Linked DNA regions of Homo sapiens: region 1 is linked to region 2. A link is an interaction called in ENCODE POLR2A ChIA-PET data of the cell type or tissue named here. Cell type or tissue: IMR-90. All regions are shown on one strand. Each heading gives the region's core, and the rest is flanking DNA. Links, peaks and the distances in the headings are about the cores only. Region 1 has its middle 210 kb from the start of TANK-AS1. Region 2 has its middle 27 kb from the start of RBMS1.

Region 1 (10,083 bases), core at 2,272-7,271, 430 kb before region 2:
TTGAGAAAGAAGATGATAAACAAGCCACACTTTGCAAAGCATTTTAATTTGGTGAAGAAGCTGAACACAGAAAAGGAAAGGAATATCAATAATACCAAACTACAGTGAACTATATATATTAGCATCCATGTTGTTCTCCTAGTTAATATAAGGACAACATCTTGTATTCTACAGCATGACTGTCACTTATGTTTCCATTTATGAAAAAGTCTAAAAATAGAATTCTGAATTCCTCAAAGCAATTCTGAGTTCCTGACATCAACGATGCCGGATAATTGAGTGCATGAACCTTACCAGGTCTATATGTATATATACATTTACATGCATAAATGTATATGGTGGTGGCACCTCTGCGACATTCTGGCTGCTGGGAATCAACAGTGAGTTGTATATATGTGTACATTTCAGCATAACTCACAGAAATAAGATGGGTCAAAGTGAAAACTATTAAAAAGGAAGTCTCCTGGAATGAATTTTGCTGTGTTGTCCAGTGGAGGCAATTGAATAGACTGATGGATTGGGGCTTCTGAGAACACGACAACAGAAAAATTACAACGAAATATTACTAGGAGCATTCTAGTTAACTCTCACAGGCAAGAGCTCACCATAGACAGGCCCGCCAAGTAGCCTTTTCTAGTTATAATTCACGTTTTTAGGAGAAAGAGTCAGCTAGCTAGTCAAAAAGGGTAGCAATAATTGCACTCTCTGTCAGTGGGAAAATAGGAAAATGAAAAACAGGATAACTTAAGTCAGAAAGGCAGAACTCACTTAGCATATTCTGAAATCTCTCAGTTTGAAGTAAAAAGTAAACATCTCGTTTCCATTGGAAGCAAGAAACAAGTTTTTTTTCTTCATAATGGAGCATTATCGCCTATAAAGAAAAATGAAGCAATGCTGTTTATATGTTTAACGTTTAAAAAAATAAAGACTGACAGTCGCCAGAATGATGGGACAATGGATAAAGAGCAGACCCAAAGATTTCCTTCCCTCCTCTGGACTCCACCCTGCGAGTTTCCCCAGAGAGGAGAACACAGATGTGAATCAGAGCTGGCAGGGTGGAGCTCTGGAAAGCCATCTCCTGGCTCTCTCAGAGCTTGGATCCCAAGAGGATGACTGGCAGCACCACTCTGGCCCTCTGGCTATATTTCTGGAAAGATTCCAGGAACTGCCAGGGCCAACAAACCTCTTTAAGTCATATATATGATTTGGCTGCGAAAGACCCTGACAAGAAATCTTGCCTTGACTTGGGAGCCAGGGGGTGGAGCAGGGGCAGGGTGAATGGAGCCAGGAATGAATTATCTGAAGGAGCACGAACATTTCTGCTTGCCTCTGTGTCCCTTTCCTGAAAGAGGCTGTGCTTGGAATCCCAGTCACATTTCTGGGCCAAGCCCTGGTGATTCAGCTGCGCCACCTCTGTGGAAGAACACAGCAGAGTCTCCTCGCAGCTCTGCCTGTTCCTTCCAAAAGGAGCCACGATGCTGCACCTGGTGCAACCAACCTTCCCCTACAAATCTACAAATCTGTTCTGCTTTGGATAAGGCATTCTGGGCAGGCAATGGACAAGAAAAACCACTGAGGTGCTTGCTTTTCCTGTGAGGTTAAGATCTTCAACTGACAATAGGAGAGGCACAGTTCCCTGCCCCAGGCCTTGCTCAGGGAGATCCTCAAATGCCTTATTGAAAAATAAAATCATCTTAAATGATTTAAAACTGTAATCAAGTTTATTATTTAAATATTAATGATGCTATTTCATCTTTATCTAAATACAGTGATTGTAATTGGGATATTATTAGCTGTCCTCATAAATATAGGGTTTAAGTATCTGTCTTGGATGAGGAAGGAAACTGGAGTTTTATTTCCCAAAGGGAAGATGGAGATGCAGTGTGGGACCAGAGAAACAGCTCCAACCTCACTGGCTTGCGTTTGAGGACTGACCCAGCCATACCCAGGCTTTGGCCTAGTCTCCCTTTTGAGCAAACTTCCTGAAGCTTCCAGCACTTCCTCTGTAAAATGAGACTAATCATACCTATGTCATGAGGTTATTCTGAAGTTTAAATACATATATCACCCAGAACAAGACCTGGTGCATAGTAACTGGTTAAGAAATGGTGACTACATTTATATTATTAAAACAGAAGAGATAAAGGTATTAAAAATATAAAGATTTAAGTATCAACAGGAGTTATCAGGGCTCTGAGATTATGGGATCACTTTTTGTTTTCTCCTTCATTCTTCTCTTCATTAAAAACAAGATCAATGAAGTTTATGATATTGATTTTCTACCTATAGCTATGTCTATCTCTCGTTCTATGCAGACATATATAGAATTGAATAATTGCATGCTTTAATTAAGGTTGAAATGAGTTCTTTCTCTGGAGACCTACCTAGGACACCAGCAGTGACATTCCAGTGTGGGAGAAAAACCTTGTACAGGGCTTCAGTGATCTTGAGGCTGGTTAGGGTGTCCCCTCCAAACTAAGTTTTTGGCTTAGTTCAGTTTTCCCTTTCGTAAAATGCTCTGATCAGAGAGCATGATTCTGTAAGTCTCTTGGTGCTCTAAAGTAATGTGATGCTATGATTATCACAAAGATTGTGATATGATTATCACTTCCACAATTCCAAATCATACTCGAGAGTCCTAGGGTGGAAGGGAGAATGTATACTCTGAACTGGTTTTCACATGGAGAAAAATTATTCCCTGCAAATTTCCTGTCCCCAAGCTTACGGGAAGGGAAGAGGAAGACCTGGTAGCGTTCCCCTGAGGTTTCCGATTCTCAGGGCCATTCATAATCACACAGCTGTAACTGTAGGCATTTGGTCAATGAGCCTCCACGTCAGTCTACCTGGTGAAGGGTGGTTCTGCCTGCTTTGTCAAGTGGGCGCCTGCTCTTCCGTTTCACTGAACTAATAAATCATGAATACTTTCCTTAGCCATTTAAAAGTCATTTCCTCTCATTTTCCCTGGGCACCAGAGGCAATCTTATACTTGAAGGCTGATGTGTGTGTGTGTGTGTGTGTGTGTGTGTGTGTGTGTGTGTGTGTTTTGATTGCTGCCTTCAAGAATAGGATGTGATAGCAAACAACTGCTAAGATTTTCCATCCAAAATTTATCAACGACCTAAATTCTAGCACTGCATTCATCAAAAAGCAAAGATGTATGCCTTGTATTACTTAACCTTTCCAAGCCACCTGCTTCTTATTATACTTTTTATTTCATATTCAACTTCCTATTTGAAATTCATACATCTTATTATAATCATGTGTATGCTTTCTAAAGTGGAATTTTCTAAAATCTGGTGTTTCATGTATAAAAATTGCCTTTGTGATCATTCATTTATTCAACAAATACTATTTTGTTCCGAGCGTAACCCAGTTTTCTAGATGTGGAAAAGGAGTAAAGAAGGGATAATGTCTGTCTTCATGGAGCTTAGAATTTCAGTGTGTCTGGGGTCAGGGAGGGAAAGAGACAACAGATAACGAATATTGTGTATCAGACTGTGAAGAGTTCTGGAGAGCAAGCAGGGCAGGAAGATGGCAAGGTCCAGGAGTGTTTGTGTGTTGTGGGGAAGGGTGGGGCTCACATTTAAATAGGGTTCTCAAGGAAGAAGCCACTGACAGGGTGACTTGAGGAAAGGTCTGAAGGAGATAAGGGAATGAGGCATGGGGGAACGTGTGGAAGAGCTTCCTACTGAGAAGGAAGAGCAAGTGCAAAGCCCCTGAGGCTGGAGCTGCCTGGCACGCTTGGCTGGAATGGAGTGAGTGATGGACAGAGTAATAGGAGATAAGGTAGCAAAGGAAAGGTGACCAGATCAGAAATACAGAAGTATTTCCAAGAGGAAGAAATGATCATTTAGTACAATTATTAGGAACTTGCACAACATCAATGAATAAAACAGATAAAAAAAACTTATGCCACCTGGAGTTGACATTCTAATGAGAGGCAGCAGAAGTTAATAAAAAACAAAAAACCGAATTGTATAGTATGCTAGAAGTGACAAATGCAGCAGGAAATAAGTGTACAGAGAATGGTGGGGTGGGGTGTGTGGGTGCTTAGGAGTTCATTGTAACCTGGAACAATCTCAGAATGTAAACTTCTCAAGACTAGAGCCTAAGCTCTTTGTTCTTTTTTATATTACTCAATTCTTAGCACATTGTGGGTAACTAATACAAACTCATTGATAATGGCCCTGCTAAATAATAGTCATTCTACAGATGTTTTGGTTCTGCATCAGGGATGGTAATAGGTGAGCAAAAAGAGACACAGCCTGGCTTCCTGGAGTTTATAGTTTGGTGGTAGAGATAACATTGCTCAAATAATCATATAAGTAAATTAATGTAAAATTACAATAGTGATAGTGCTATAAATGAGAGGTATTTGATACTAGGAAAGCATGTTATGCAAAGAAGGAATGACAGTATGTTACTCTGCCTTCAGTGTTTCAGTAGTAATATTGGCTTTCCCAGGCAAATGGCATTTTGTAGTGATGGTGAAATAGGAACTAGAAATAATGCAAATGTTTTGTATTCTGTTTAAAACACATACTAAGCCACCCTTTGGAGAGGCAGTCGTAGCATCTCCGATATTAAGGCTTTGCTTATTTGAAATTTATCTAAACAGTAACAGCCTCTTGCCAGTATAGTTTAAACCATAATCAAAAGCTGGGGAAATTTGACTCATGATCTGGAAAAGGCCTTGGGTGCGCTTAGGGCAAAGCTTTTAATAGTTTCTGAGATACAAGTAAGATACTAGCGTTCTATTCCTTATATGAGGCCAGCAAGTCTGACTCCAACTCAATAACTCACTTCAGGTAAACCTATTTTCAGCTTTACTTGGAGGACATAACTCTTGGTCATTCTCTACTGTCCATTACTTTAGTTGACTGGTGATATGGTCCACCAATTGAACCAGAATATATTCATTCACCAGCAGCAATGACGTATTTTTCTGCATTATGCTCGTCCTTGGCAGAGGATGCTTCAGCTGCTCCCTTTGCTGCCTTGCTGTCAGTTTGATAAACGGACAGGCTTCCTTCCCAGCAGGGCTGGTGTGGTTCCAGGTTGCAGCACTGCCCACTTCAGCAGTCTGCAGGCCATTGTTCCTGCCTCCTGTGAGCTCACAGAGCCCATTTGGAGTGCACCGGGGCATTCCAAAAGACTCTCGGGCTGACAGCATCAGACCAATACAAGGAGAAAATAAAGTTTCATTTTGTTCTGTTAAATGTCTCTGCCAGACTCTACAGAGACATACTGCCAGAAGAATAAAGGGAAAGTTAATTCTGTCCGTTGCACAGAGCTATTTTGAAAATTTACTGCCAGGACCTTGCAACGGGTACATTTGTATATTTTAGCTTTTCCTTTAATCTGTTTCTCTAACTCGGTGATTCATTCATGTGCTGAATTTTTAAAAGGCAGGAAAGAGTCAAATATTGTATCAATGAGCACAGTTTTTAATGATAAAGAGAGTGAAATAGGACATGGCAGATCATGGAGACTAGAGAAAGGTTGGCCACGGAAAAACCAGTCCTGTCTGGGTTTTTCAGCAGAATTGATAGCATTAGCTTATGTGAACAGACTAACTGTAGATTGATGATGTACCAGACACTTCTTTTAGGTAGATGTTCTTTTATAGTCTACTTTAAGCAAAACCATAATAACAGTAGTAGTTACATCTTTCACAGTATATTCTCTTCCCACGCCCATCCCCATGATGTTCCTGTGGGAAGGGTAAGGATTTTAGTCACCAAAACTGAGACTCAAGGACATCGAGGCCTTGGGTCAATTTCACCCATCTAGTGGTGGTAGCAAGGATTTGTTCCAATGCCTTCCTACTTAAAGAAGGAAGTAAGCCAGGCGAGGTGGCTCACCTGTAAACCCAGCACTTTGGAAGGCCGAGGAGGGAGGATCACTTGAGGCCAGGAGTTTGAGATCAGCTTGGGCAAGATAGGGAGACCACCCTGTCTACAAAAGGTAAAAAATAAAAAATAATTAGCCAGGCATGGTGGTGCATGCCCATAGTCCTGGCGACTTGGGAAGCTGAGGCAGGAGGATTTCTTGAGCCCAGGAATTCAAGGTTATAATGAGCTATGATCACATCCCTGTACTGCAGCCTGGGTGGCAGAGTGAGACCGTGTCTCAAAACAACAACAAGAAAAACAACAAAAAACTAAAAGCAAATAGAAAGTAAGAAGTTGAAAACTCTTTTTCCTTGTGAAAAACAGAAGGTTTCTCTACAAAAAAAGCATATTAAAAACGTGAAAAAGTGGGCAGATATGTCTTTTTTAATTTTTTTCTTTTCTTTTTTTTTCTTCTTTTAAAATTTTATTATTATTACACTTTAAGTTTTAGGGTACATGTGCACAATGTGCAGGCTAGTTACATATGTATACATGTGCCATGCTGGTGTGCTGCACCCATTAACTCGTCATTTAGCATTAGGTATATCTCCTAATGCTATCCCTCCCCGCCACCCCCCAACCCCACAACAGTCCCCAGAGTGTGATGTTCCCCTTCCTGTGTCCATGTGTTCTCATTGTTCAATTCCCACCTATGAGTGAGAATATGCAGTGTTTGGTGTTTTGTCCTTGCGATAGTTTGCTGAGAATGATGATTTCCAATTTCATCCATGTCCCTACAAAGGACATGAACTCATCATTTTTATGGCTGCATAGTATTCCATGGTGTATATGTGCCACATTTTCTTAATCCAGTCTATCATTGTTGGACATTTGGGTTGGTTCCAAGTCTTTGCTATTGTGAATAGTGCCACAATAAACATACGTGTGCATGTGTCTTTATAGCAGCATGATTTATGGTCCTTTGGGTATATACCCAGTAATGGGATGGCTGGGTCAAATGGTATTTCTAGTTCTAGATCCCTGAGGCATCGCCACACTGATTTCCACAATGGTTGAACTAGTTTACAGTCCCACCAACAGTGTAAAAGTGTTCCTATTTCTTCACATCCTCTCCAGCAGTTGTTGTTTCCTGACTTTTTAATGAATGCCATTCTAACTGGTGTGAGATGGTATCTCATTGTGGTTTTGATTTGCATTTCTCTGATGGCCAGTGATGGTGAGCATTTTTTCATGTGTTTTTTGGCTGCATAAATGTCTTCTTTTGAGAAGTGTCTGTTCATGTCCTTTGCCCACTTTTTGATGGGGTTGCTTGTTTTTTTCTTGTAAATTTGTTTGAGTTCATTGTAGATTCTGGATATTAGCCCTTTGTCAGATGAGTAGGTTGCAAAAATTTTCTCCCATTTTGTAGGTTGCCTGTTCACTCTGACGGTAGTTTCTTTTGCTGTGCAGAAGCTCTTTAGTTTAATTAGATCCCATTTGTCAATTTTGGCTTTTGTTGTCATTGCTTTTGGTGTTTTAGACATGAAGTCCTCTCCATGCCTATGTCCTGAATGGTAATGCCTAGGTTTTTTTCTAGGGTTTTTATGGTTTTAGGTCTAACATTTAAGTCTTTAATCCATCTTGAATTAATTTTTGTATAAGGTGTAAGGAAGGGATCCACTTTCAGCTTTCTACATATGGCTAGCCAGTTTTCCCAGCAGCATTTATTAAATAGGGAATCCTTTCCCCATTGCTTGTTTTTGTCAGGTTTGTCAAAGATCAGATAGTTGCAGATATGCGGCATTATTTCTGAGGGCTCTGTTCTGTTCCATTGATCTATATCTCTGTTTTGGTACAAGTACCATGCTGTTTTGGTTACTGTAGCCTTGTAGTATGGTTTGAAGTCAGGTAGTGTGATGCCTCCAGCTTTGTTCTTTTGGCTTAGGATTGACTTGGAGATGCAGGCTCTTTTTTGGTTCCATATGAACTTTAAAGTAGTTTTTTCCAATTCTGTGAAGAAAGTCATCGGTAGCCTATGGGGATGGCATTGAATCTGTAAATTACCTTGGGCAGTATGGCCATTTTCACGATATTGATTCTTCCTACCCATGAGCATGGAATGTTCTTCCATTTGTTTGTATCCTCTTTTATTTCATTGAGCAGTGGTTTGTAGTTCTCCTTGAAGAGGTCCTTCAAGTCCCTTGTAAGTTGGATTCCTAGGTATTTTATTCTCTTTGAAGCAATTGTGAATGGGAGTTCACTCGTGATTTGGCTCTCTGTTTGTCTGTTATTAGTGTATAAGAATGCTTGTGATTTTTGTACATTGATTTTGTATCCTGAGACTTTGCTGAAGTTGCTTATCAGCTTAAGGAGATTTTGGGCTGAGACAGTGGGGTTTTCTAGATATACAATCATGTCATCTGCAAACAGGACAATTTGACTTCCTCTTTTCCTAATTGAAAAGCTAGATGAAATATTCACAGACTTATTTTTTCTATTATTATTTTTTAATTTTATTGTCTTACATATCTTTTCTGGATAAATTTTATTTATTTTTAAGTTTCAACTTTTATTTTAGATACAGAAGGTACATGTGCAGATTTGTTACATGGTATCATTATTCATCAGTATAGCCCATCTGCTCCATCAGTTTGAGAAGCCCCAAATGACAAAATAGTAGTCATAGCTTTCAGTTTGGTGGAACTCTTTCTACTTTTCTGTGTTACCTGGTGGAAGCCTCCCTGCACTGTCCATACTCACCCCCACACCAGGATTCAGAACTTTTAATCCAGAAGAGCCTAAGGATGTAGGGATGGGAAACATACTTCCTGCAACTGTGCCGCTGGGAGTGGTGATGAGAAGGGCCAATCCTATCTATGGATTTCAGGCTTATGTATTCCAGTTACTTCACCATATATTGGCTATCAGTTCTGTGCACCTACAGAATCCTGGAGGGCAGCAGCCTTGTTGGGTGTGGTTCCCCACGTGGCCTCCTTAGCTGGCCTTTGAACAAGGAATTCCATCATTTTACTAGGCTGGCTTCTTCAGAGTGATGTGGTATATGATGGGACCTGTGGATTCTCTACTCATGTACTCATTGTGGCACTTCTGCACTGTAAAACACATCCCCTGGTCTAAAGCAATGTTTTGGGAATTCCATTTGGTAAATCACTTACTATTTAAGCCCTCAGATGATGCTGGTGGAGGCACTTTGGGTAGCAAAGGCAAACTCATAATCAAAATAGGCATGAATTTTGGTGAGAATATATTGCTGTCTTTCTAGGATGGAAGGTGTCCAGTGTAATCAACTTGCTACCAAGTAATTGACCAGCTTTCTGGGGAATGTTTCCGTCTTGAAGCACTATATTGAGTCTCTGCTGCTGACAGTTTAGAAATTCAGCAGTGGCAGTAGCTAGAGAAGTCTTAATGAGAGAGTCCATGCTGTTGGGCTTATGCATGGCCTTCATCCTTGCCACCAAGTCTGCTTCATGCATGGGACTTCTGTGCAAGCACTGGGTGGCTGAGGTCAGAAGCTCACTGCCATCCCCTGGACAAGTGATCCTATCTACATGGTTGTCCAGTGCCTCTTTGAGTGCTCTAGAATACTTTCCAGTGGACATTATTACAAGACAAAATACCCATACATGCTTTGGGCCCTCTGCCAGAGATTCATCCACAAACCTCTTTCTCAAACATCCTTGTCTTTAAACTCTTATTCTTGCTACTTTCAGCATCCTGACTAATCAGCAAAGCCATTTGTCAGCCCAAAAGTTTGTGCGCATCTGTGCTTTAGGCATTTTCTCTCTGGTGTGTGACCAAAGTTGCTTAGAGTTATACATGCTAGGATCATTACAATTTTACACTATCTTTCAGGGCCACCTTTGAGCGGGGCTGTATTGTGGTGGCACTCCATTTTCAGTTATCATAAATAGGTTGAGCTAACCTATTTGTGAACCAGGCTCACGTATTTCCTCCTCTGTGAGTTGGTTGTATGGAAACCCTCATGGGAACATGGGTGTAAGTTGAAGGAGAGGCATCAGTGTAACAGAGGAAAGTCACATGGAAACTGGGGCCACCTGCATAAGCTGGTGCCCAAGTTACTTGTGCGCAATTCTAAATGTACCATTTCTATCGTGCAATGGATTCCTGCTGTTCCTGCATGACCTTATGACTTTGCATATCTCATAATCCCAACTCATCCGCTGGGCGCAGTGGCTAATGCCTATAATCCCAACACTTTGGGAGGCTG
Region 2 (10,083 bases), core at 1,770-6,769:
AAAGGATTATAAATCATGCTGCTATAAAGACACATGCACACGTATGCTTATTGCGGCACTATTCAGAATAGCAAAGACTTGGAACCAACCCAAATGTTCATCAATGATAGACTGGATTAAGAAAATGTGGCACATATACACCATGGAATTACTATGCAGCCATAAAAAAGGATGAGTTCATGTCCTTTGTAGGGACATGGATGAAGCTGGAAACCATCATTCTCAGCAAACTATCTCAAGGACAAAAAACCAAACACCGCATGTTCTCACTCATAGATGGGAATTGAACAATGAGAACACTTGGACAGAGGAAGGGGAACATCACACACTGGGGCCTGTTGTCGGGTAGGGGGAGAGGGGAGGGATAGCATTAGGAGATATACCTAATGTTAAATGACGAGTTAATGGGTGCAGCATACAAACATGGCACTTGTATACATATGTAACAAACCAGCATATTGTGCACATGTACCCTAGAACTTAAAGTATAATAAAAATATATATATAAATAAATTTACAATTTTTTAATTTAAATTTAGAATTTAAATTTAAGATTTAACAATTCCTTCTAATCCTTAGACTGTGTATAATTTTCCCAGTTGTCTCAAAAATATCCTTGTACAGTTGATTTGTTTGAACAGGACTAAAAACAAGTAAAACAAGATCGAGATATTGAATTTGGTTGATTAAAAAAAATAAATAAGTTACAGCATGTCATTCTTCCACTCATATCCTTCCAATAATTTGCCATTTCCTCAGAGTAAAAGCTAAAGATTTTACAAGGGTCTATCTCTGAGTATTTACATGATTTGCCCCCCACATATGTACTCCCACCTCTCAGACCTCTCCTTCTAATACTCTCCTTACTTGCTCAGTTCCAGCCACTCTGGCCTCTTTGAAGTTCCTTAAACATAGCAAGCACACTTCCATCCCAGAGTCTCTGCACTTGCTAGTCCCTCTGCCTGCAAGCTCTGACCCCAGTTAAAGACATGGCTCATTCCCTTACTTCCTTCAGATATCTGCTCAAATGTTGCCCTCTTGATAGGTCCTCAGAAGGCCCCACTCCCAACATATCCTTGCCTGCTTTATTTTTCTTTTTCTCAGTGCTTACCACCATCTGACCTACTACATTTTATGTATTATGTCTTTCTTCTCATTAAAATATAAGCTCTATGAGGGTCGGGATTATGTTTTATTTACTCCTGTATTTCCAAAATGTGGAACAGTGCCTAGCATATTAGATTCTCAAAAAAATAATAATAATAATTAGTGGAAAGGTTGAAAACAATCAGGAAAAACAAAGAATGAATGAACACCCCCAACAAAAAATGAGCTATTTGCTAAGAACAAGCCAGATAAAAAAATTAATTTATTTTTTAAATTAACTTTACTACAAGTTGAAAAACTGCAAATTGAAACAGTAAGGTATTTATCCATTAAATTACCAAAAAACTTAATAATCATCAGTGCTGAAAATGGGGCGTATTATCAAACCTTGTTGCTTGTGCTTAAACTGGTAAAACTGGCCCCGAGAGCTGTTTGGTATATTTATGGAAAGCCTTTGGAAAGTGTTTTTATCCTTTGTCTCAACTTCTGGAAAATTTAAGGAAATGAATGAATATTCACAGATTTGGCTGCAAAGATAATTATCACTGTCTGGTTTATAATAATATAAAGCGTCAAGAGATAATTATTATCAACACAAGTGTCCCTAGCCTTTCCCCACGTCCTATGGAGAAATTCTGACTTTGTCAAATTGTATGCTGGGCTTTAGTGCTGCTGAATCTGTTAAATGGATAGAAACAATACTAGAGAAGGGCATTTGGTGATTTTAAAGAGAAAAAAAAGACTAAAATCTAACAATAATTATCTTGGTGTGATGGGATTACAGCCGATTTTTACTTTGTGTTTTTTCTTATTGATGAAGAGAAAAAAAGCCCCAGCTCAGAACGTACATGGAAGAAGCTACAGCCAATGAACGAGACAACCACGACCACATAGTTGAACCCAGAAAAGGCTAATGACTCAACCACAGCCAAGTAGGACCAAAAGTTGGGAAAGAGTGTGGCTGAAAATTGGGGAATCATTTCTAGGTGAATATACTTAGCAATCAATGCATCCCAGTTTCCTACCACATAGAAGAGCTTGCAGTCAAGCTCTTAATGCAAAGCAAACTTATTTGAGGGTTCTCTTCTAAAGAAATGGAGCTGATTATCCAGGAAGAACTAGAGTATAAGTGTTGGTGCTCCATAGTGAAGTTCTCTTTTTTAAGCTTATTTCAGTGTCCACTTCTGACTCATAATAACAGTAAGTTTTCCAGTCAGTAAGTCTCACCCACAAAAACAGCATGAAGTCAACTTTGCAATCTGATTTTTTAAAAATGTGAATAGACAACCAAGATTCATTAGTCATATGAATAAAGCTTGCAATGTGAAATAGAAGACCAGTAAGAATAGCTCACATGTATTGAGTGCTTACCATGTGCTGGGAGTTATCTGAGTATGCTTATAAACAAACTCTCTAGATCTTCACAAAATGAATGTAAGCTTAGTTATTATGCCCCAGGAAACTGAGGCAGAGATGGCTTAAGTTACTTGCCCAAGTTTGGACAGTTAGCTCTTATTAGAGGTGGGGTTTGATTTGCTTCCAGTTTGCAGTGATAAACTACTATGCAATTTTGCCTCTCATGATAAATAAGCAGAAAACTAACAGAAGAGATAGCTTAGAGCAAATAAAATTTAACTAGAAATTCCAGAAAATAGAACACTTATAAAATAAAATAAAAAATACTGAATAGGGAACTTTTGAACATTTCAAATATAATTTCAGAAAAATATTATCAACCCAAGGTAGGACAATAATTCATAGAACCTGTTTTAAAAAATAAAACAACAACAACAACAACAACAAAAAAACAGAGTAAGGGGACAAAGAAAATTAACCAAAAGGTCAAATATCTGCCTAATAGACATGCCAGACAGAGAATAAAGAAAACAGCGAAGAGAAAACAAAGGAATTTCGTAAGTCACATTCCAGACCTGAAGGGAGAAACACATCTTCATATTTGAAAACTCTTTTTCTTCCAATGAAAGACACTCAGGATACCATTGTCTAACTTTGGAACCAAAAATAGGAAGATTCCAAGGGCCTCCAAGAGAAATCAATAAATCATCTGCAAAAGTATGGTATTAAAATTCTCATCAACAACTAAAAGATTAGGAAGAATGGCTTCAATATTTTAAGAGAAACTTTTTTAAGGCACTGTATCAATTAGGGTTCTCCAGAAAAAAAAAAAGGAGATACACACACACACACACACACATATATATATATATTAAGGAAGTGGCACACAAAATTGTGGGAAATGGCAAGTCTAAAATTTGTAGGACAGGCATGGAAAATCAGGCAGGGGTAGATGCTGCTGTCTTGAGGCAGAATTTTTTTTTTTTTTTTTTTTTTGTGCTCTTAAGGCCTTCCCATCCACTTTAGGATAATCTTTACTTAAAGCAAAGCTTTAAATTGACATTACTTAAAATCAGTTGTAGATGTAAACAACATCTACAAAATATCTTCACAGCAATATCTAGAGTAGTTTTTGATTAAGTAGCTACATTCTATAGCCTAGCCCAGTTGACAAAACTGTGACAGGTACTTTAGCCTGCCATCCCTCCCCTCATTTTTTAAAAATTGTGGTAAAATACACTTAACATAAACTTCATCATAGCAAACTAATAGACACTGGGAAACAAGTAGTCTATTAGTCTATGTTTCAGGGTTTCAATTTCTCTACATCCTGGACAACACTTGCTTGGTTTGGTTTTTAGCTATGACCATCCTAGCGGATATGAAAGGGTATCTTATGGTGGTTTTGATTTGAATTTTCCTACTGGCTGATGATGTTGACCATCTTTTTATGTATTTGTTAGCCACTAGTATATCTTCTTTAAATAAATGTCTATTCAAGGTTTTTGCCTATTTTTAAACTGGGTATTTATTTTGCTGTTGTTGATTTGTAATAACTCTTCATATATTCTAGATATCAGACTTATCATATATATGATTTGCAAATATGTTTTCCCCTTCCATGGTTTGTTTCACTTTTTTAAAAAATTATTTTTATTATTTTTAAAAATTTTTTGCAAGTGTAGAGTAGGAATATATATTTATGGGGAACATGAGATGTTTTGATACAGGCATGCAATGTGAAATAAGCACATTATGGAGAATGAAGTATCTATGCCCTCAAGCATTTATTCTTTGAGTTACAAACAATCCAGGCCAGGCGCGGTGGCTCAGGCCTGTAATCCCAACACTCTGGGGAGGCCGAGGCGGGTGGATCACGAGGTCAGGAGATGGAGAGCAGCCTGACCAAGATGGCAAAAGCCTGTCTCTACTAAAAATACAAAAATTAGCTGGGCACAGTGGCAGGCACCTATAATCCCAGTTACTCGGGAGGCTGAGGCAGGAGAATTGCTTGAACCCAGGAGGCAGAGGTCGCTGTGAGCAGAGATCACTCTAGCCTGGGTGACAGAGCAAGACTCTGTCTTAAAAAAAAAAAAACAAAAAACAAACAAACAAAAATCTAATTATGTAATTAAATCATTTTAAAATATACAACTAAGTTATTATTGACTGTAGTCACCCTATCATGCTATCTCTTTTCACTCCCTTGATAGTGTTTTTTGATGCATAGTAGTTTTTAATTTCAGTGAAATTTCATTTCTCTATTTTCTTTTGCTACTTGTGTTTTTGGGGTCATATCTAAGAAACCATTGCCAAATCTAAATATCATCAAGATTTACTCCTATACTTCCTTCTGAAAGTTTTATAGTTTTAACTCTTAGGTCTTTGATCCATTCTGAGGTTTTATGTTTTATTTGTCTTTTTGAGACAGGGTCTCATTCTCTCAGCCAGGCTGGAACGCAGTGGTGTGAACATGGCTCACTGCAGCTTTAATCTCCCATGCTCAAGCAATCCTCCCATTTCAGCCTCCTGAGTAGCTGGGACTACAGGCATGTGCCACCATGCCCAGCTAATTTTTATATTTTTTGTAGACATAAGGTTTCACCATGTTGCCCAGGCTGGTCTTTAATTTTTGTATATGGAGTAAAGATCCAAATTAATTCCTTTACATGGGGATATCCAATTGTCCCAGCATCATTTAGTTAAGAGGCTACTCTTCCTCATTGAATGGTCTTGGCACCCTTGTTGAAATCAGTTTGCCACAGATCTGTGATTTCTGGACTCATGCTTTTATTCATCTATATGTTTATCCTTGTGCCAGTATCACGGTGTTTTAATTACTATAGCTTTGCAGTAGCTTTTGAAATCAGGAAATGTGAGCTCTCCAATTTTGTTGTTCTTTTTTCAATATTGTTTTGGCTTTTTAGGGGCCCTGCAATTCCATATGAATTTGAAGTTTGGTTTTTCCATTTCTGCCAAAAAAAAAATAAAGAGGCTGTTGGAATTTTGATAGACTCCGTATTGAATGTTTAGATTGCTTTAGTATCGACATCTTACCAATATTAAATCTTCTAATTCATGAACATGTTATATCTTTTCATTTATTTAGGTCTTCCTCAATTTCTTTCAGCAATGTTTTATAGATTTCAGTGCAAAAATCTTTCACCACCTTGGTTAAATTTATAAGGTATTTTATTATTTTGGATAGTATTATAAATGGTACTGTTTTCCTGATTTCTTTTTTGGTCTCTTCATTGTAGAATTACCACTGAATTTGTGATCTTGTATCCTGCAACTTTGCTATATTCATTTATTAGCTCTAATAATTTTGGGAAATTTTTAAAAATTTTTCTAAATATGAGATCATATCATCTGTGACTAGTTTTACTTCATCTTCTTGAATAATTGCTCTAAAACTTCTAGTACAAAGTTGAATAAAAATGACAAAAGCAGACCTCCTTGTCTTGTTCCTTTGTCTTAGGAGAAAGTGTTCGTCTTTCCATTGAGCATAATGTTTGCCGTGGGTTTTTCATAAATTCCTTTTATCATGTTAGGGAGTTCTAACGGATTTTTTTTTTTTTTTTGCAACCTAGAATTCTACACTCAGTCAAGCTTTCAGAGGTGAGAGCAGAAGAAATGACATTTTTAAACTTGTAAAATCTCAGAACATTTCATCCCATGTATCTCTTCAGAAGTAGTTTCTTAAAAATGTACTACAGCAAAACAAAGGAGCAAAGTAATCAAAGAAAAAAATGTAGGATCCAAGAAACAGTACATCCATCCAATCCAGGAGCACAGTAAAAGGGAGCCATAGAATGACATAAAACCTAGAAAGTAATCAGTCCAAATTATAACACTAGTAAGGTACAAGGATTCCGAGGAGGAGATCTGTGGGAAAAGTTGGGAGAGGGGTAACTATGAAAGTATTAGTCCACGAATGACCAAAGTTGTCAAATTCAAACAAAGTCAGGAGCTTTAGGGAACAATAAAATAGATTCCAAGTTATAAGAAGAGTATGAAAGGAACTAGTTAGATACATAGTGGGGAAAGCACCATAACAAACAATCTAGACTAGAAATTATGAAACAAACTAAACTGTGGAATGATTTTAAGCAATTGGTGGCATAAGAAAGGTACCTTAATTTGAATTTAACACAAGTAATGGTCCTAAGAATGGCACCAAATTGTACTATCAGGAAGCCTCTGAGTGACCAATATTTACATACAAGAATGTTAAAGCAATGTATTGGTTTTCAGCATTCACAAAGCTGTAGACAATCATAGGAAGGTTTAATTATGGTTATAGAATACAACAAAATGTAACCAACAGTTAAATAGGAAGATAAAACAAATTGTTTGGATATCTCTTGGGCAAAAATTTAACAATCTTTTGGTCAGATTGGTTTCTTCATGGTAATGGACTCTACTAACAAGCCCGTCAAGATGTGTAGGGAGAAATGGCAGGTTTATAAGGCAATGTGAAGATCGGTGGCATGAAGTCCTGAGAAGGAGTTTGAAAGGAACCTGTTCAAAAGCATTAGTTAAAAAATAAAAGTACGTTGCGTGTGGTGACTCATACCTGTAATCCCAGCGTTTTGGGAGGGCAAGGCAGGAGGATTACTTGAGGCCAGGAGTTCAAGACTAGCCTGGGCAATGTAGCGAGACCCCGTCTCTAAAAATAAAAAATTAGAGAGACATAGTGGTGTGCTCCTACAGTCCTAGCTATGCAGGAGGCTGAAGTAGAATTGTTTGAGCCTATGAGTTCAAGGTTACAGTGAGCTATGATTGCATGCCACTGTACTCTAGCCTTGGTGACAGAGTAAGACACTGTCTCTACCAAAATTAGAAGATGTTCTTTCATCCTCTCAGGAAGAGTGAAAAAGAACTGGTGATAATACTTGAGGTTGAGGGAAAGTAATTTCCAGAAAAATTTGCCAGACTACTCTAAAAGTTCCATCACTATTTAGCTAGTTTCTAACGTTTGTCTGAAAACTAAGAATGGTGTATCACATTCAATTCATTTTAAGCATAAATTTGAATCCATGAATAAAGTTTTTCATTTTTGCAGACACCACGCCCTTTTCCTGTTCTCCAGTTCTTTTCAATTTTGTTCCATAAGACAATTGTGCCATTATGCTCCATGGAAACCATTCCATGCATTCTTGGCATCAGTTTTTGGTCCTCTTGGTGTCTTTAACTCCTACTAATATGAATGGGCATGACCTCAGTATCAAAGGGTCATTTAATTTGGTGTACAACATGATAACAAATTATCTTCTGTGCACATAATATATACAAATTCAAAGCTTGCCCAGAATATAAATAGTTCTTGAACATATTCTGTCCTTTTTGAAAAGCAATGCTGTATGCATGTGCACAAGTTCCATGATTTCCATGATTTCCCCTAGACATTTTGGACATGTTACATGTGGCTTCACCAGAAAAGGAAAGTGGAAAAGTCAGGCGATTATCTAATGAACGTACTTAATGGAGGCAGTCAGTCTGGAACACATAGCAGTAAAGCAATTTCTCAGAATCCCTTTTTGAAACTTGAATTATCAATAATGTCACCTTAGCCCCTCAGTGATTTGTGTATGTGTTGCAAATTACTTGAAATGAAGACATTTAGGTGGCAATATTTTGCCTATTTTCATAGAGAAAGAAGAAACTGACCTTGTTTAAATAAATGTCAAAAACTTTTAACGTAGACACTGGCAAGTTTAATTTTTTTTTCCATTGAGGTACATGATGTACCATAAGCTCCAGCTGAATTCTGAAGCTGTTGCTTAGCTCTTCCTGTGGGCCTCCTCCAAATACAACTTCACCTAACACGCTAGAAGTGGAAGAGGCAGGAGGGAGAACAAACGCCCCTCGAGATTTCAGTGACTCATCTTAAATGGCCTTTTACACGCCTGTGTACTTGTGGTTAAGAACCGTGGGGCTCAGAGTGCAAATATGTAAACTACATAAATTAGTACCTTGAATCAAAAGCCAAGGTATGTTTTTTAACCAGCACTGAAATATAGATAAGCTCTCCCTCCCACTCTCCCACCCGCTTAAAATGGCCCCACAGGAAGCAGGTAGGAAGATCATTTTGTTTTCCACCCTCTCCAGCCCTACGTTTCTGTCCCAGGCAAAGGCAGCTCATTGGAATTGTCCCAGCAGGCTTGTTATGTCTGAGAGTGAGGAGGAAGATGCTGAGAGCTGGGCTTTGTTAGTTTCATGTTTTCTGGAGCACAGTGTGGGTGTGCTGTGAATACTGAGATGACATCAATCACAGAAGGTAATACAAAAACTCGCTTAGCATTAGGTGTAAGACAAGGTCAAGCAAATCTTCAGCTGGACCCAGACCTACCACCTGTTTTCAGGATTAGTTGGCAAGACAATATACTTGAGAAATCTCTGCAACAATCTACTGATCTCTAAAACCTGCCTCTTAGTCCCATGGGGACTACTGTCTTCCGCAGTGTGTGTGAGCATCTTCACTTTCCACCCCCCAGCATTACACTCCCTGACACTGACCCGATAGTCCTTTAATCAACCAGTTTGCTATTTCTTCCATCTCTAACTCTAATACTTATGAGTTAATGTGCCTCAACCTCCAAAGTTCTCTCCCTCGAAACTCTCCACTCTAAAATTCCCCATAATCAGAGAGCCTCCCATCGGATATCTCGCCATGCATCAGTTCAACTTCATCCACATTGGGTTATCAACAAACTTGAAGTATGTGAGCCACTACCTTTTCAGCTTTCCTTTCCATCTTACTTTCTGGTTCATTTGAGCTGCCATTTAAAATTTGCCACTTAAAAAAATGATCCTTTCTTTCTTTTTTTTTTTTTTGTTGTTTTTTTAAGACAGATTTTCACTCTTGTTGCCCAGGCTGGGGTGCGATGGCACGATCTTGGCTAACCACAACCTCTGCCTCCCAGGTTCAAGCGATTCTCCTGCCTCAGCCTCCTGAGTAGGTGGGATTACAGCCATGTGCTGCCACCACACCCAGCTAATTTTGTAGTTTTAGTAGAGATGGGTTTTCTCCATGTTGGTCAGGCTGGCCTGGAACTCCCAGCCTCAGGTGATCCACCTGTCTCGGCCTCCCAAAGTGCTGGGATTACAGGCATGAGCCACCGTGCCTACCTGATCCTTTCTTTTTTCTACTTACAGAAATAGAACATGCTCATGAACACTTTCTTCCTTAGTGTCTTGCTATTCCATCGTCTTGATATATGTTAAACAGTTGACCATTTTGACAATGTGCTCGTCTAGAATCCTTTATAAATTTGCTGTCTTGCCAACCACTATCTCTTCCCTCTGTAGGTTGTGTTCTGTTTTCTCCCTCTCCTGCTTCCTGGTTGATAAATGTCATTTGGAGTGAGTCACAAAAATCTGTTGATGGAAGCCATTTTTTATTCATGCCCTCCAAGCTCACCTGATTCCTTCTCGACTATTAGTGATCTTTTAATGCCTTTCTTGCCAAGTCACTAAGTCTCAACAACTGCTATCCCTCATTTTCTTCACTTCCCCTAAGCTTCAAGCTGCCGTTGATTTTCCTCTTTCTGGGCAGATGCTTTAACATCACACTTAATTGAAAAGAGAAATCATCATCTGAGTTGACATATCCTG

The links. ChIA-PET counts read pairs that join two places held together with the same protein. Peaks named below come from ENCODE experiments on the same cell type or tissue, not always from the same donor. Only the 100,000 strongest peaks of a DNase experiment are listed, where the experiment ranks them.
Region 1: POLR2A ChIA-PET joins it to region 2 with 9 read pairs; 1 of 35 experiments calls an interaction of 5 or more read pairs at or near these places.

The regions. Positions count from the first base shown.
Region 1 is chr2:160,947,687-160,957,769 of GRCh38, reverse strand. No RefSeq gene overlaps it. Among named protein-coding and RNA genes, the nearest start is that of TANK-AS1, 210 kb to the left of the region's middle. In IMR-90, for the core only: no CTCF peak of the experiment used is centred there; no DNase peak of the experiment used is centred there; H3K27ac peaks cover 205 bases.
Region 2 is chr2:160,515,449-160,525,531 of GRCh38, reverse strand. No RefSeq gene overlaps it. Among named protein-coding and RNA genes, the nearest start is that of RBMS1, 27 kb to the right of the region's middle. In IMR-90, for the core only: no CTCF peak of the experiment used is centred there; a DNase peak (open chromatin) is centred at 2,381.